Regions from separate parts of the Homo sapiens genome. Here region 2 is linked to region 1. Evidence: read pairs that join two places in POLR2A ChIA-PET (ENCODE). Cell type or tissue: CD4-positive, alpha-beta T cell. All regions are shown on one strand.

Evidence for each region. ChIA-PET counts read pairs that join two places held together with the same protein. Peaks named below come from ENCODE experiments on the same cell type or tissue, not always from the same donor. Only the 100,000 strongest peaks of a DNase experiment are listed, where the experiment ranks them.
Region 2: POLR2A ChIA-PET joins it to region 1 with 16 read pairs; 13 of 35 experiments call an interaction of 5 or more read pairs at or near these places.

Annotation. Positions count from the first base shown.
Region 1 is chr12:119,985,472-119,993,471 of GRCh38, forward strand. It overlaps BICDL1 (BICD family like cargo adaptor 1), which reads left to right and starts at 3,765. Exons shown (of 10, transcript NM_001367886.1): 1 at 3,765-4,826. The coding sequence starts at 4,398. RefSeq lists silencers at 252-433, 3,313-3,372, 3,393-4,032, 4,313-4,402, 4,453-4,522 and 2 more and enhancers at 3,436-4,409, 4,410-5,381. In CD4-positive, alpha-beta T cell, a CTCF peak has its summit at 3,149 (motif pointing left); DNase peaks (open chromatin) are centred at 3,480, 4,420 and 4,700; H3K4me3 peaks cover 2,277 bases; H3K27ac peaks cover 958 bases.
Region 2 is chr12:120,036,749-120,044,748 of GRCh38, forward strand. All of the region lies in intron 2 of BICDL1 (BICD family like cargo adaptor 1), which reads left to right. Among named protein-coding and RNA genes, the nearest start is that of BICDL1, 52 kb to the left of the region's middle. In CD4-positive, alpha-beta T cell, no CTCF peak of the experiment used is centred here; DNase peaks (open chromatin) are centred at 3,163 and 4,743.

The DNA.
Region 1 (8,000 bases):
TGTAATATCAAAGAAAAATATCCAAAATGAAAAGGCTACTAAAATATTCCTCCTTTTCCCAACCACATATCTTTGTGAGTCCAAATTTTCTTCATATATTTCAAAATATCATACATTATAGATATATCCAAATACAAGAATTCACTTTTCTACTGTTAAGCCATACATTACAGAGGTTTACAAAAATGAAGAATAACGCCATTCTTCTCACTAGTTTTTTTTACATTTAGGACCATATAGTTATTGTTCATAAAAATTCATTATAGTTACATATAATAGGTTTATCATAAATATTTAAAATGAATTAATTATTTAAAAACTTTTTTTTTGGAGATGGAGTCTCACTCTGTCACCCAGGCTGGAGTGCAGTGGCGTGACCTTGGCTCACTGCAACGTCCGCCTCCCAGGTTCAAACGATCCTCCCGCCTCAGCCTCCTGAGTAGCTGGGACTACAGGCACATGCCACCATGCACAGCTAATTTTTGTATTTTTAGTAGAGACAGGGTTTTGCCATGCTGGCCAGGCTGGTCTTGAACTCATTACCCCAAGTGATCTGCCTGCCTCGGCCTCCCAAAGTGCTAGGATTACAAGCATGAGCCACCGTACCCGGCCCAAGAGTGTAATGAGATTCTGAGACCAAAATGTTTAAGAACCACTATTTTGAATAGTTCTGCAAAGTTGGGCTGGTTCTCCCAGAAAGACAGTGCTTAGAGCCAAACCTACTGTAAGAAGTGAACATTTCCTAGTAAGGTTCAGCAGTGGAACATTGTTAGGAAGGAAATTCAGAAGCTGGAGTTAGAATTGTAACAGTTCATTTTCACAGTAACAGATAAGTGGAACAGATTAGGACCATTGGGCTCAAGGCAGGCAAACAAAGTCATTTTTTGAAAGATAGGCTGCATGTCTGCATTAAGGAAAAAGAGCTGAAACTCTTTTTTTTTTTTTTTTTTTTGACAAGTTCTTGCTCTGTCACCCAGACTGGAGTGCAATAGTATGATCAGGGCTCACTGCAGCCTTGATCTTCCAGGCTCAACTCACCCTCCCATCTCAGCCTCCTGAGTAGCTGGGGCTATAGGCACACACCACCATGCCTGGCTAATTTTTTTGTATTTTTTGTAGAGACGGGGTTTTGGCCATGTTGTCCAGGCTAGTCTCAAACTCCTGGGCTTATAAGACCCTCCCACTTTGGCCTCCCAAAATGCTGGGGTCATAGGCATGAGCCACCCAACTGGTGGAGAGACAGGATCTTGCCATGTTGCCTGTTATAAGTAAAATGTTTATTTAGAAACAGAATGCTTGTTCCTCGGTACCACGAGGAAAAATCAGCATTTAGAGAGAAAGTTTTCTCAGCAATGCAATTTTAGTTTCTGCAGAAAGGGTGCTCCTTGCAGCTGGAACAATGGCAAGAGCACACCTGAATAAAGGAAAGAAGCAATTTTTATCCCTTACGCAGTTTGTCCCTGCTACTGTGCCTTGTCTCCATTGGCTGGAGCCAGACCTTACAATTTAAACTGAACCTGATAGGCTAACAACTTAAAACTTTTCTAAATAGGTAAAAGCAATGGAGAACAAAGGAAAAGAGGAAGTTATTTATGAAAAGACTTAGAAAAGTAGTAACATTCCCAAATAGGGAAGGGGCATAGGCTGCAAGCTGGGACATGCCAGTGAGCATGTCCAGCACAGGTATCTTGGTTAAAGTACATGGACATAGAATGTACTCATTCCCTTAGATCTAACAGCTACATAGGAAAGGGCTTAACAGAGAGTTATTAGCATAAAATAAGGTGGCTTGAAGGAAGTTAGTCTTTAAAAGAAACCATTATTTCTAACACTTATTATTCATTCTTTAACAAGAAGGGAAGCTTTGAAGAGGAAACTTTACTTTCTACATTGTCCAAGCTGGTCTTGAACTCCTGGGCTCAAGCAATCCTCCTGCCTCAGCCTCCCGAAGTGCTGAGATTATAGGCAGGAGCCACAGAGCCTGGCCCTGTTTGTTCTTGATGTGTCTCCAGACATATTAGGGAGAAATTTGTCCTTCTGTGATTCAAATAAGACAAAAGGAAGTGGCAATTGGATCTCACCTCTGGCCCACAATTCCAGCTCAAGGTGGGAGGTCATAATAAAAAGTGTTAGAACATTTCCTTGCTGGAATGGTAACATGGTCAACTGCAGAAATTTAGCTCTAAGATTGATGTGGGAATCCCTCAACTGTCTGTCTCCTTTCCAGTCAACAAGTGAACAATGCCAGCCCTGAGGCCCAGGAGCTTTTCAGATTCTGGCCTTCAGTCTAAGGGTAACGATGTTAAAACTTGAATATTGTTTAGGCTCTGAATTTAATAAGCGATAAAAACCATGAGAAACTATTTGACCCATTTCAGCCTCTTGATGTTCTGAAATTTCCATCTCACTGGGATGAAAAGAAGAAAGGCATGATCCAAGTAAAAAATGGGTTGTCTGTCCAAGAGGAAAAGGAAGCATAGGGACGAATTCTAGCTTTAGATGGGATTGTTTCTGGAAATAGGAGACACGTAGCACCACCAACGAGGTCAACACCAAGGAATGACTGCAAGTCACCCAGTAGGCTCTCCAAACCTTCCTTTAATCATTGAGGAAATGTTCCTTCCATATCCACCCAATCCATCTTGGTCACAAAGGACCATTTATCTTCCTCAAGACTGCTTCTATGTGAAGAAAATAAAGAATAATGATTCACGTGATCCCTGGCGTCGGCCTGGCTAGATCTCAATCCTGACTCTACCAGTTGTAATGACCTGGGCAGACGATGCCATCTCTCAGGCTTTAATTTCCTTCTCTGTTAAAATGACAAGCGGCAGTACTGATTTTATAAAGTTCTTGTGAGGATTATCTAAAATAATGACTATCAAGCACTTAATACAGGACATGGCACACACTGAGTGCCGAATAAACGGTAGTTATTATTAGGGAGGTTCTTTGCTTCGTATTCCCATCTGTGAGCAGTTTTTTCCGTTATTTCTCCGCAGAAACCCTTTCTCTCCGGGCTGCTGATCTGCGAAGCATCTGGTCCTTCATATCCCTGAGTCATCAGCATGAAGATGCCTGGTTTCCGAAGTCCTCCCTCCTCCTACTGCTCTCTAGGGCTCCCTCTCCTGACTGCTTAGTTCTCCTGGGGGCCCAGACCTAAATTTCGTGAGGGTATGTCTTTCTCGGGGCCGGGTCACCAGTCTTGGAGGAATGTCCTCAGTCCCCTTTGCCCCAGACACCACCAGAGATGCGGCAACAGAACTCTGAGGCGCGCCCCGGCTTCCAAGTAGCTGGGGGCGGGGCCGCGCCTGGAGGTGAGCAGCAGGCGGTGGGCGGGGCCGCGCTCCGTCCGAGGTGAGAGCGAGGCCGGGTGCGAGGCCACACCCCGAGGTACGAGAGCTGAGGGCGTGGCCACACCCCAGCTCTGAGCGAGGCTGAGGGCGGAACCGCACCCCGAAGTGGGTGCAAGGCTGGGGGCGTGGCCGCGCGGTGAGGCAGCCAGGACCGTGAGGGATGCGCCAGCCGCCTCCGCAGGCGGCGCGCGCAGCCGCCCGCAGGGCGTGAGGCAGAGCAGGGGTTAAGGCCGCCGGCGCCACCTGGGCGTCGCTGAGGAGACCCGCGAGCCGGCGAATCCCGCGCGGGCGGGGCGAACAGGTGCCCGCGCGCGTCAGGCGCCGGCAAGGGGCGGGGCGAGGGGACGCGGCCGGAAGCCCGGGGCGGGGCGCTGCCGGCCCGGTGAGCCGGGAGGAGCCGGGGAAGGCAGGAAGGAGCTCGCCGGGTTGCGCGGCGCGCGATGTGGAGCCGCCGCCTCGGCCCCTGCAGCAGCAGCAGCCGCCGTCGCCGCCGCTGCTGCTGGGGCTGCCGCGGAGCCGGGGGTCATGGAGTGCGGCTGCAGAGAGCGGCCGCCGGCAACAGCAGCAGCAGCAGGAAGCGTCGCGGCGACAGCGGAGCGCAGCCCGCCCCGTGAGGCGCTGCCCGGCCGGCGGCGGCAGCAGCAGCAGCAGCGGCAGCGGCAACAGGGCGGCTGAGAACCCGGCGGCGGCGTTCCTCCTCGCTTCCTCCCCTCCCGCTTCGCCGACCCTCAGTCTCTGTTCCTGAGTCCTCCCTTCCCCAGCCTTCCCGTTCCCACCACCTACTCCGCCACTACCCCCACCCCCTCCTCCCGCGCGCGCCTGAGCAGCTGAGCCCGGGGGCGGGGGAGGGGGCGCGTGCCGCCGGCGCGGGGGAGGGGCGGGCCGGCGCGCGCCGCGCCCAGGGCTCGCGGGGACCCGGGGGCGCGTGCCGCGGCGCGAGGCGAGGCGCGGGACGCGGGGCGGCGCGGCAGGGCCCCTCCCCCCTGCAGCCTGGCGCGCGCGGGCCGGGCCGCACCGCTGCGGGCTCCGCGCGCGCGGGCCATGTCCGCTTTCTGCCTGGGCTTGGTCGGCCGCGCTTCAGCACCCGCCGAGCCGGACAGCGCCTGCTGCATGGAGCTGCCCGCCGCGGCCGGGGACGCAGTCCGGAGTCCCGCCGCCGCCGCCGCCCTCATCTTCCCCGGGGGCTCCGGGGAGCTAGAACTGGCGTTAGAGGAGGAGCTGGCGCTGCTGGCGGCCGGGGAGCGGCCGTCCGACCCCGGGGAACACCCTCAGGCCGAGCCTGGGTCTCTGGCCGAGGGGGCCGGACCGCAGCCGCCGCCCTCCCAGGACCCCGAGCTGCTGTCGGTGATCCGACAGAAGGAGAAGGATCTGGTGTTGGCGGCCCGGCTGGGTAAGGCGCTGCTCGAGAGGAACCAGGACATGAGCCGGCAGTACGAGCAGATGCATAAGGAGCTGACAGACAAGCTCGAGGTGAGGACCTCCCTCCAGGGATGGGTGGGGAGCAGGGGCCGCCCAGGCACGCGCCCGGCCCTGGGCAGTTAGGGAACCACTCACCCCCACTTCGTTGCTCACCCTACCTCGCAGAAAATCTGGAATGAATGGGGGAGGGAGGATGGAGGATTATCAGATTTCGTTGAACCCACTTGACTTCCCCACCCCGCTCACAGCAAATGGGTCCATGCGTGGCTCCAGCCGCTGTGGGCCGTTCTATATACGTACTGTACCCAGCATCTAAAATAGAGCTTACAGTATGACTATATAGCACTGAGGTGATGTCTGCATACAGAGAAATGAGGAAGTCGGGAAGCATTTAAAATATGTTGCAGGTTTTCAGAGCAGTTAATCTCTAATCAGGGTGTTAGCCTAAAGCCTTCCAGTTTGGGCGTTAAGGCCTTTAGATGCCCTTGTCTTAACTTCCTGGCAGCTCAGAGTTGTGGGAAACAAGTGCCCCTAAAGGAGCTTTATATAGCCTTCAAATGCTCAGGGATTAGGAAATGTGGTTCCATTGCAGAAATCAGGCGAGCCAGGGCTCAACATGTGACCGCTGGTAGTGGATTTAATTTGGGCCTCAGTATTTATGTGTATTTAAACAGTACTTTTCTGTGTTCTGGGTCTCAGGCTTGCAATTGAATGACCAAATGCAACCTATGAGAACCATATTACTTTAACTTCTGTTATAAAATACCTGTTAAGGTATCCGTAATATTTCTGCCAGTTCTCTAGGCAGTCTTTCAGAGTTGTTTGTTTTCTTGCCCTTAACTAGAAAAGGGCCTTGAATGCAGTACAGAATGCCAGCATTTCTAAAAATTAGATTGCAAAAAAAAGGGGCAGGGGGATGGGGAGAGGGAGTCACCTGTGACTTACCTTTCCTGCCTGTGCGTTTACTATTATTGTTACCTAGTTTGGTTGCAGCCAGCTCTTTTCATTCTTAGTTACAGCAAGACAATAGTACAGACCTGAATGAGGTTTGAAATTGACCCTAGTCAGGTTCCGTATCTCTGCTACTGGTTGAACAGTCAGAATGGAAATTCAGAAATATTCTGTAATAAGATTTAAGTATGCCTATAGTCCAGCGACGTAAAAGTAAATCCGGGAGAAAAAAAGGAAACCTGTGAGTGCCCTGTAGTTCGGTTGTCCTGCTAACTAGGTCTGCCAGTCGATGAACTCCTGAGATACCTCTCTGAAAAGTCGTTTGTGAAACCTATAGGTAGACTGCCAAAAAGCAGCCTAATGAATTGAATTGTTTAATTTTCACTTGAAGTAGAGGTCTAGAAATAAAAAGCCTTCCTTTTTTTTTTATAAAGAGATTCAGTTGTACGACTTTGTAAAGAAGTACAACTACAGAGATTTATACTTGTGATTTGAAATTTCTTCAGTGAAGGACTTGATTGAAGAGACAGCTGACTTGAAAGGAGCACCGTATCAGTTTGATTAGTGCCAGATTTCATAGTAATCCTGAGTGTGCAATTACATACATTCTGGGTTCCATGTGGAGCCTTTATACATTTCTTCAACATAGGGCAAAGATTTCAGAATGGTAACAAAAAAAGGTTGTATTGTAAAAGAATAAATTATCTTTGACATTTTGTTATTTACTTAATGGACAACAATAGTTTAAAACTCTTTAAACTATTTTTTAAAACCTTCATTCCTCTGCAGGTCAGCATATGAACTCTAGTTTTAAAAGTTCAATTTTAAGTTCTGGAGATAGTCGCACAACAATGTGAATATAACTAACATATACTTAACATATACTTACAGGCCAAATATTGATCATTGTTGAAACTCAGTGATGAGGGGAGTCAGTTATATTATTTCTTATAGGTAGGTTTGAAAATTATAAAAAATTTTAAAGTTTTAAAAATGTTCATTAAAGATACTAAGAGAGTACCATTAGTTGCTTGTTAATCTTTCTAGTGTTAATGTGAGAGTGACAAACCTGGTTTACAGAGTACTGTTTTATTTGACACCTCCGGTTTAGTTTTCCCCACAGTACATTGTTTGAACAATGTAGGTTTTAGAATGTCTGTTTAGACAATACTTTCTAACGTTCAGTACAAACTGCTGTACTTTGTACTTTTTTCTTTTTTAGACAAGATCTCACTCTATCCCCCAGGCTGCAGTGGAGTGGCTGATCATGGCTTACTGCACCCTCAAGTGACCCTCCCACTCAGCCTCCTGAGTAGCTGGGACTACAGGCGCCTACTACACACCTGGCTAATTTTGTAAAAATGTTTCGTAGAGATGGGGTCTCACTATGTTGCCAAGGCTGGTCTCAAACTACGGGGCTCAAGCAGTCCTCCTGCCCTGGCCTTCCAAAGTGGTGGGATTACAGGAGTGAACCATTGAGCCTGGCCTGTATTTTCAATTAAATCAAACACTTGGGAGTATAAAACCAGTACTTTAAGACGCATTTATTCATGAGAGAACTTGACCAGAAAAAAAAAATTTATAATCTTCCACAAACTGTCGGACATTTGGAGTCAAACACATTTTCTTACAGGGTGGTTTGAAAGAGAAACATGTGAGTGGACTGAGGGAATGCCACTTTCACTATTGAATAATGAGACTGGTTTTATTTTAATCCCATCTTCTCTACTACTTCAAAATTGGCACCTTTCTTCCACCCCCCCACCCTGCCCCCCAGATGGAGTCTCGCTCTGTCGCCCAGTCTGGAGTGCAGTGGCGCAATCTCAGCTCACTGCAAGCTCCACCTCCCAGGTTCATGACATTCTCCTGCCTCAGCCTCCTGAGCAGCTGGGACTACAGGCGCCCGCCACCACGCCTGGCTAATTTTTTTTTTTTTTTTGTATTTTTAGTAGAGACGGGGTTTCACCATGTTAGCCAAGATGTTCTCGAGCTCCTGACCTCGTGATCCGCCTGCCTCGGCCTCCCAAAGTGCTGGGATTACAGGCATGAGCCACTGCGCCGGGCCGGCACCTTTCTAATGTCGGGACAAACAAGGCATTTTCAAGATCTTTTCTACCTATTCATTAGTTAATACTAAATACCTCTCTGGTTCTGTGTGCCAAGCCCAAGATTTTGTTGTTTTCATTTCAAACATTAAAGTACTTGATGCTACACTATTGTGTCATTAAAGGCATACTATTAATATTTAAAGTCTTCAGTGGTTTAAAGGTTAAC
Region 2 (8,000 bases), 51 kb after region 1:
GCCTGTAGTCCCAGCTACTCGGGAGGCTGAGACAGAAGAATCACTTGAACCCGGAAGGCGGAGGTTGCAGTGAGCCAAGATCATGCCACTGTGCTCCAGCCTGGGTGACAGAGTGAGACTTTGTCTCAAAAAACAAAACAAACAGACAACTATTGGTGAATCTTATTGCACAGACATATATGAAAGTTTACCAAAATCAAATCTATGATGAAGGAATTAAATCAGTATGCTTTGAGGATTCACTTTCCAGAACTTAAGTTCTGTCAGTTGAGTGTTTTAATATATGTGTTTCTGTGTTGTTGCTTTTACATTAGCAAGTGTGACACCTAATTTGTTTCACTTGGGTTTCATGTCCTGCTTGAATGCAGTACTACAAGTTACTCAGTGCCTAACATGTTGTCTTGCCTGTGGTAGGTGCTCAGTAATCGTATGTTGAATGAAATGGGTACAGCATTATTTGGAATTATTGCCTTTGTTGTATTTGTGCTCTTCTCTGGTATGTTAGTTTTATTAATAAATGTTCATTTTGATTTCTAAAGTACCTTCTCTCTCACCTAGAGATCTGAGGAGACACGTTATTTGGAACTGGTTCTTTTTTGCTTGAAATAATTTTTCTGGCATTTAAATAAGCCTTGGTCTGGAGGTTTCACATATTCATTTCTGTCTTTTTAAGCTTCCCTGCTCCCGAGAATTTTCAGGCTTGTAAGACTGCGTGCAGTTCATTAATATTCTCCATCCTGGCATCCCAGATAGACATAAGAAGTTGACTGACAGTAAGGAAGCAGAGAGGAGTTTAAATAGAATAGTGCTCAGCAATGAGAGAGAACTTTATACCTGAAAGCTTCCACAGACATTAATCAATTTCCAACACTTTGGAGAAGTAGGAAATTGATTTTTATTATGTATTTAATAGCTGAGCAAATGTGATATGCTTTTAATCTCCTAACTCTTCCTGAGATGGTGATGTTCACTTAGAAGCAACTATATTTGTTTAAAATCATAAAGACATTCTTTGTAGCCTGGTCTACATAATACATTCCTACTTTTTTATAATATGAGTTTGTTTTAACAGACTCGTCCTTTGACCTTCCATCCTTCTCAGAAGTAGGCAACTGAGTTAATCAACTTCAGAGTCTACTGGTTTCATTTCCACAAGCCAATTCACTTGGCAGGGAGCAAACTACTCTTGCTCCCTCACTATCCTAGAGAAACAAGAAAACAGATGCCTGCTCAGAACATTAAGCAGTGTCTAATTGCCCCTGAAGGGTGACCTGGAAGTGGGTAGTTTGTCCCATGCTTTTGAAGCCCTGGGTAGACAGAGGCCAGATTCTTCATGCATTGCTCATGTCCATCCAGTGAGCCAGCAGCAGTTGGGAATGGAGTCCAAAAATAGGTGATCCCTGTCCCAATACTTATTCCTAAAGCAGTGAGTGGTTCCTAACCCGTTTTCCATCAAGACACATGCTCAAATGCTTCTGTTACCTTCAGTTTGCGCAAAGGGCTAGCCGTAACTACACCTTTTCCCTTCCGCCTGAGAAAACATAGTGAGCATTTTGAATTTGCTCTTAGTGATATTTTTTGAAGTAAAGGATTTATTTTATTACTTTATCAGTAATAAGAAATGACTTATAACACATCCTACAGTTGATTATGACCAAACATCAATGTGTTCATAGTTAGAGCTTTATATAAGTGTTTGTATTTTTTTTTTCAAAATAGTATGTGGACATTGTTAGAAGTCTCTTAATACATTTGATTTCTTTTTTAAAAAGTCTCTCCCATCCCACCTGCTCACATTAAATGTAGTGAATTTTTTTCATTGTTGGTTTTCTTTAAATCATTATGTTGATTTTTTTCTTTAAATCATGTTTTGATTGATTGGCTGTTGTGAGCCAAGACTTTTCCGAATGCTAGAGAGGTTGCAGAAGTTGAGTGACCCTTTCCTTTGAGGAGTCCATAGTTTAATGCTAGTAATAAGGCCTATTTTAGGGAGATAACTTACTGTATTGGGAAAGTCACAACCTCTTTGAAGTTCAGTTTCCTCATCTAAAGAGTAGGTTAATAATACCTGTCTAACAGGGATTATTTTGAGGATTTAATGAAATAGTTCATGTGACACCAATTGGCACGGGTGCCTGGTTCAGGGTGGGTACTCAGTACAGTTGTTAATTCCACTTGCATCTAGAGAACCATGCAAGAGACTGTCATTAGATTCTTAAAATACATGAAGGCTACTTTTAAAAATATGAATTAGAAGACAAAAACAAGGCCGGGCACGGTGACTCAGCCTGTAAACCCAGCACTTTGGGAGGCAGAGGCGAGCGGATCACCTGAGGTCAGGAGTTTGAGACCAGCCTGGCCAACATGGTGAAACCCCATCTCTACTAAAAATACAAAAATTAGCCAGGCATGGTGGCGGGTGTCTATAGTCCCAGCTACTTGTGAGGCTAAGGCAGGAGAATCGCTTGAACCTGGGAGGCGGAGGTTGCAGTGAGCCAAGATAGCGCCACTGCACTTCAGCCTGGGCGACAGAGTGAGACTCTGTCTCCAAAAACAAAAGAAAAGAAAACAAGAACTGAGAGCTGGTGTTTATTAGAAAAGGCTTCATGGGCCGAGCGTGGTGGTTCACGCCTGTAATCCCAGCACTTTGGGAGGCCAAGGTGGGCGGATTATGAGGTCAGGAGTTCGAGTCCAGCCTGACCAACATGGTGAAACCCCATCTCTACTAAAAATACAAAAATTAGCTGGGCGTGGTGGTGCATGCCGGTAATCCCAGCTACTCAGGAGGCTGAGGCAGGGGAATTGCTTGAACCCGGGAGGCGGAAGTTGCAGTGAGCCAAGATTGCGCCACTGCACTCCAGCCTGGGTGACAGAGTGAGACTCCGTCTCAAAAAAAAAAAAAAAAAAAAAAAGAAAAGGCTTCATGGAGGATGTAGGATTTAAAGAGGCTCTAGAACTTAGATTATCAAACTGTAGGTATTATAACGATAAGGAATGGACAGATTCTGGCCTGGAGGAGGAGTTTGGGCTCTTCCACCCTCCCCCACTTTCAGGGAGTGTCACCAGTTTTTTAGCCCCACGTACCGTATTACCTTTTCAGTGACTTTACAGAAAATAATTCTGTAACCAGTGTGGTAAAACCCTATGGGGCTAATCCATATTAGCATTACTACTGTTTCCATGGCAACCATCAGCCAATCCAGAACCTTATAGTAAGGCAAAATGTAAGAAGCACTTTCATCAACAAATACCCAATTTTACTGGTAGAATGTCCCACTGGGATGTTACCAGACTACCTAGCTGCTGTATCCAAAATCTAAACTCTGTTATTCCATATTTCTTTTTCTTTTCTTTTCTTTTTTTTGTTCTTCTGAGATAGAATCTCATTCTGTCACCCACACTGGAGTGCAGTGGTGCAATTTCTGCTCACTGCAGCCTCCACCTCCTGGGTTCAAGCCATTCTCCTGCCTCAGCCTATCGAGTTGCTAGGATCACAGGCACCACCATGCCCGGCTAATTTTTGTATTTTTAGTAGAGAATCGCTGTTGGTCAGGCTGGTCTTGAACTCCTGACCTCAGGTGATCTGCCCATCTTGGCCTCCCAAAGTGCTGAGATTAACAAGCGTGAGCCACCGAGCCCAGCCTTCTTTTTCTTTTCTTTCTTTTCTTTTCTTTTTGTTTTTTTGTTTGTTTGTTTGAGACAAGGTTTGGCTCTATCGCCCAGGCTGCACCATCTTGGCTCACTGCAACCTTCACCTCCCAGGCTCAAGCCATCCTCCTACCTCAGCCTCCTGAGTAGCTGAGACTATAGGCATACACTACCACACCCGGCTAATTTTTTTGTATTTCTTGTAGAGACAGTTTTACCATGTTGCCCAGGTTGGTCTTGAACTCCTGAGCTCAAGCCATCTGTCAGCCGCAGTCTCCCAAAGTGCTGGGATTACAGGTGTGAACCATCACACCTGGCCCTATATTTCCATGTTGGAACATTTAATAGGAAATACTTTTTTTTTTTTTTTGTAGACAGTCTCACTCTGTCGCTCAGACTGGAGTGCAATGGCATGATCCCGGCTCACTGCAACCTCTGTCTGCCAGTTTCAAGCAATTCTTGTGCCTCAGCCTCACGAGTAGCTTGGATTACAGGCATGTGCACCACACGTGGCTAATTTTTGTATTTTTAGTAGAGGAGGGGTTTCGCCATGTTGGCCAGGATGGTCTCAAACTCCTGACCTCAAGTCATCCACCTGTCTCACCCTCCCAAAGTGCTGAGATTACAGGTATGAGCCACTGCTCCCAGCCAGCAGGAAATACTTTTAAGAAAAAATCTTGCCATGATTTTTTTCTGTAAGGAAATAGCATTATGTTTGAATTCTTGTTGAATAGTTTGTATAAAGTGGATATAACAAATAAGGTAAAACTGAGAGGGAGGAGAAAGATTTTATATCTAATTATGTAGAATTTGTGACTATTGATAATAGTTAGGGGCAAGGGCCAAAAATCAACATGATTCCTCTTCTATCAGTTTTACTCTAAAGGGAAGATTGAAAGATAAAATTCTTAATATTTAAATTTTACCTCTGAAACCTGAACTCATTATGTAATATGGGGGTTTTACAGACCGTTTTGTTCCCTGTTACAGACAACCTTAAGCCAAAAATGAGTTAATATAGACATGTTTTCCCTGCATTCAAATTTGTCTGCTATGTGCCTGGCTCACTTCCGAGTACTGGGGTTGTGGCAGCAAACAAAGGCCCAGACCTTTTGAAACTTACATCAAGGGCAGGGGGCGGGGGCAATAGCTCGATTAACAAAGAACTATCTGTCGGGTGTAATAAGCGCTACAGAGAAAAATTAAACAGAGGAAAGGAATGGAGGGCGGCACAGGTAGGGTTAGGGTGAGCAGAGGAGGCCTCTCTGATAAGATGACATTTGAGAAGAGACCCGAGTGGAGTGCAGGAACAGGCCTCGTGAATGTCTGAGGAAAGCATGTTCCAGGCAGAGGGGAATCATATGCACAGATTTTGAAATAAGAGTCTGCTCAGCAGGTCTGAGGGCAGCAAGTAGGCCAGTATGAGTGGAACAAAGAGAATGCAGCGGAGAAAAGAGGAGATCTGAGATAAGATTGGGATGCAGGGAGGAATCCTGTAGAATCTTAGAAGTCATGGTAAGGACTTTATTATGTTTTATTCTGAGTAAGAAAGCTTCTAGAGGGTTTTGAGCAGTGACATAGTCTGACTTGGGTTTCTGAGAATTGCTGTGCTGCAGAGAGTAGGCTGTAGGAGGGCAAGGGTAGGAGCAGGGAGACCAAGTAGGTGGCACCACAGTCAGTAGTCTTGGTGGGTGGTGATGCTGGCTGGGACTAGGATGGGAGAGTGGAGGCGGGAAGAAGTGATAGCATCCTGGATATTAATTTTACTCGATAAATCTCATATAGCACCTATTATATGCCAGGCAGTGTTCCAATGGCTTTATAAATATCAGCTCATCTCATACTCATAATAGTCCTCTGAGGTATATTTCAGCAGTAGAGTCCACAGGATGTGTGGATGGGTTGGATGTGGAGTGTGAGGGGAAAATCAAAGATGATTCCTGTTTGGGGCCCAAAACTCCTAAGAATGAAGTTGCCATCTCCTGAGAAGGGAAGAGTCAAGGAGGAGCATGTTTGGGTGGAGGCCCTCAAATCAGGAGTTCAGGTTTGGACATGTTGAGTGTGACGCACATTAGTGTTCCAAGTGGATGTGGTAAGTAGGCAGTTAGATATAAGAACCTAAGTCAGGCCGGGCGTGGTGGCTCACGTCTGTAATCCCAGGACTTTGGGAGGCCAAGGCAGGCGGGTCACCTGAGGTCAGGAGTTTGAGACCAGCCTGGCCAACATGATGAAACCCTGTCTCTACTAAAAATACAAAAATTAGCTGCGTTTGGTGGCGGGTGCCTGTAATCCCAGCTACTCAGGAGACTGAGGCAGGAGAATCATTTGAACCCGGGAGGCGAAGGTTGCAGTGAGCCGAGATTGTGCCACTGCGCTCCAGCCTGGGCGACAGAGCGAGACTCCCCCTCAAAAAAAAAAAAAAAGACGAAGAACCTAAGTCAGAGGAGAGGTCAGGGCTGAGAGCTGGAGATAAATTACAAACTAGATATCAAAGCATTCAGGAAGAAGTGCCAGCCTGGTGTCTATTTTTCTGCTAAACCTAACCAGAGGTGGACACAAGGGGTGTGTTTTCCCTTGGGTGTGGTGGTGTAGTAGCACTCTCATTGGCTTTGGGATCAGACCTGCATTTGAATCCTAGCTCCACCATTTACTAGCTAAGTGACCTCAATTATGTGACCTAATCTTGGCTAGCTTCAGTTTCTTTATCGATGAAATGGGGTTAACAATGCTCATCCTGTAGCGTTGTTAAGATAAAATGAAGTAGCCTGGGTATGTTACCTAGAGCAGTGCTCCGACCTAGAAAATGCTAAATAATATTCATCTTCCTTTTCCTTGGATTTAGTTTGTTGAATTCAACCCAGACTAACAGAAGAGCTTGTCTTCCAGGATGAAGGAAGTCTGAATTTACAGCCTATTCCCAAGTACACATATTTTGGGGCGTGCCTATTTAATGACAAGCTCCAAAAAAGAAAAGGATTTCAAATCCATCTGTTATCAAATGAGAATGACTTTATAAAAGAAAAGACTTGAGTGAGGTTTATAAAGGGAACAGGGAAAATAGTCATGGGTTCTGAGTATTAAAAGATTGCACATGCAAAAGCAGGGTGAGGGTATAGGTAGAAACACCGAGCAGCAAATCCATGGATCAGTCATGCGTAATTTACATCAAAGGCTAAGTAAATCTACTTGAGCCATGGAGATGACCTATAGGAGGAAATAGTGCCCTTTCCTGTGGATGGGCTATGTAAATCAAAGGGAATTATCTCATTAATTCTCTGGTGATCCTGGTGGAACCTTGCTAAAGGGGCACTTGTGGGCTTAAAGTTAATCCCACTTCTATTTTCTACAGTCATAGCTTGACTTTTGCAAGAAGCCCTCACTTAAGGTGTTCAGATTTTATCTCATACAGTACGCATTTGAATACCTGCCATGTGCCATGTACTTTATTAGGGAAGCAAAGATAAATAGGAGATATAATTTCTGCCCTTAAGTCTTTTCCAGTCTAAGAGAAAACAGATATGTAAACAGAGTGTGTGATAAGTTCTCTAATAAGAGTATTGCAGCACTGCAAATAATGTAGTCATTTTAACCGGGGATCTTATAATGGCAATATGGAAGTTATGTCTGAACTGGGCTGTTAAGGTTAAGAATTTATCAGGTGAAAATTTGAGGAAAGACATTCCAAAAGAGGGTATATCATGAACAAAGTCAAAGAGGCATGTTCAGGGAAGAAAAAGCCATACTGTGATTAATAGTCTTGTTTTTATGGTGGTGGGAAGAAAGTGACCACCAGTTTGGAAAGCAGTTTTTCCCTAACCCTTCTCCAATTCCAAACAAGAACATTTTAACTTTGTAACCTTCTTTTTAGGTCTAAGAAGTCTCCTGGTGAGCCATATGACCAAAACAGGTGGTGGCGGGGTGAGGTGGGGAAGTATGAAAAACACTAAAATTTTCTTTCTTTATTAGGATTAGACGTGACTGCTCTTTCCTGAGAGAATCCTGAATGTGTCCCTGTGTCACCACTTGTCTCCAGTGAAGGGCTCCTTAGGGTACACCCCAGCCCATTTCCATCCCTGTTCTAAGTTAAAGTTTGCTGAGTAGAATGTCATTCCAACTGCCCGTCTTCCCCTAGCCTTCCTGTTTATTACGAAAAGGTTCTCAATTTCTTTTCCAAGCATTTTCATGCAATCTCCTTTTGAAAGTATAAACATTTCAGCTTTCTACATATGGCTAGCCAGTTTTCCCAGCACCATTTATTAAATAGGGAATCCTTTCCCCATTGCTTGTTTTTCTCAGGTTTGTCAAAGATCAGATAGTTGTAGATATGCGGCGTTATTTCTGAGGGCTCTGTT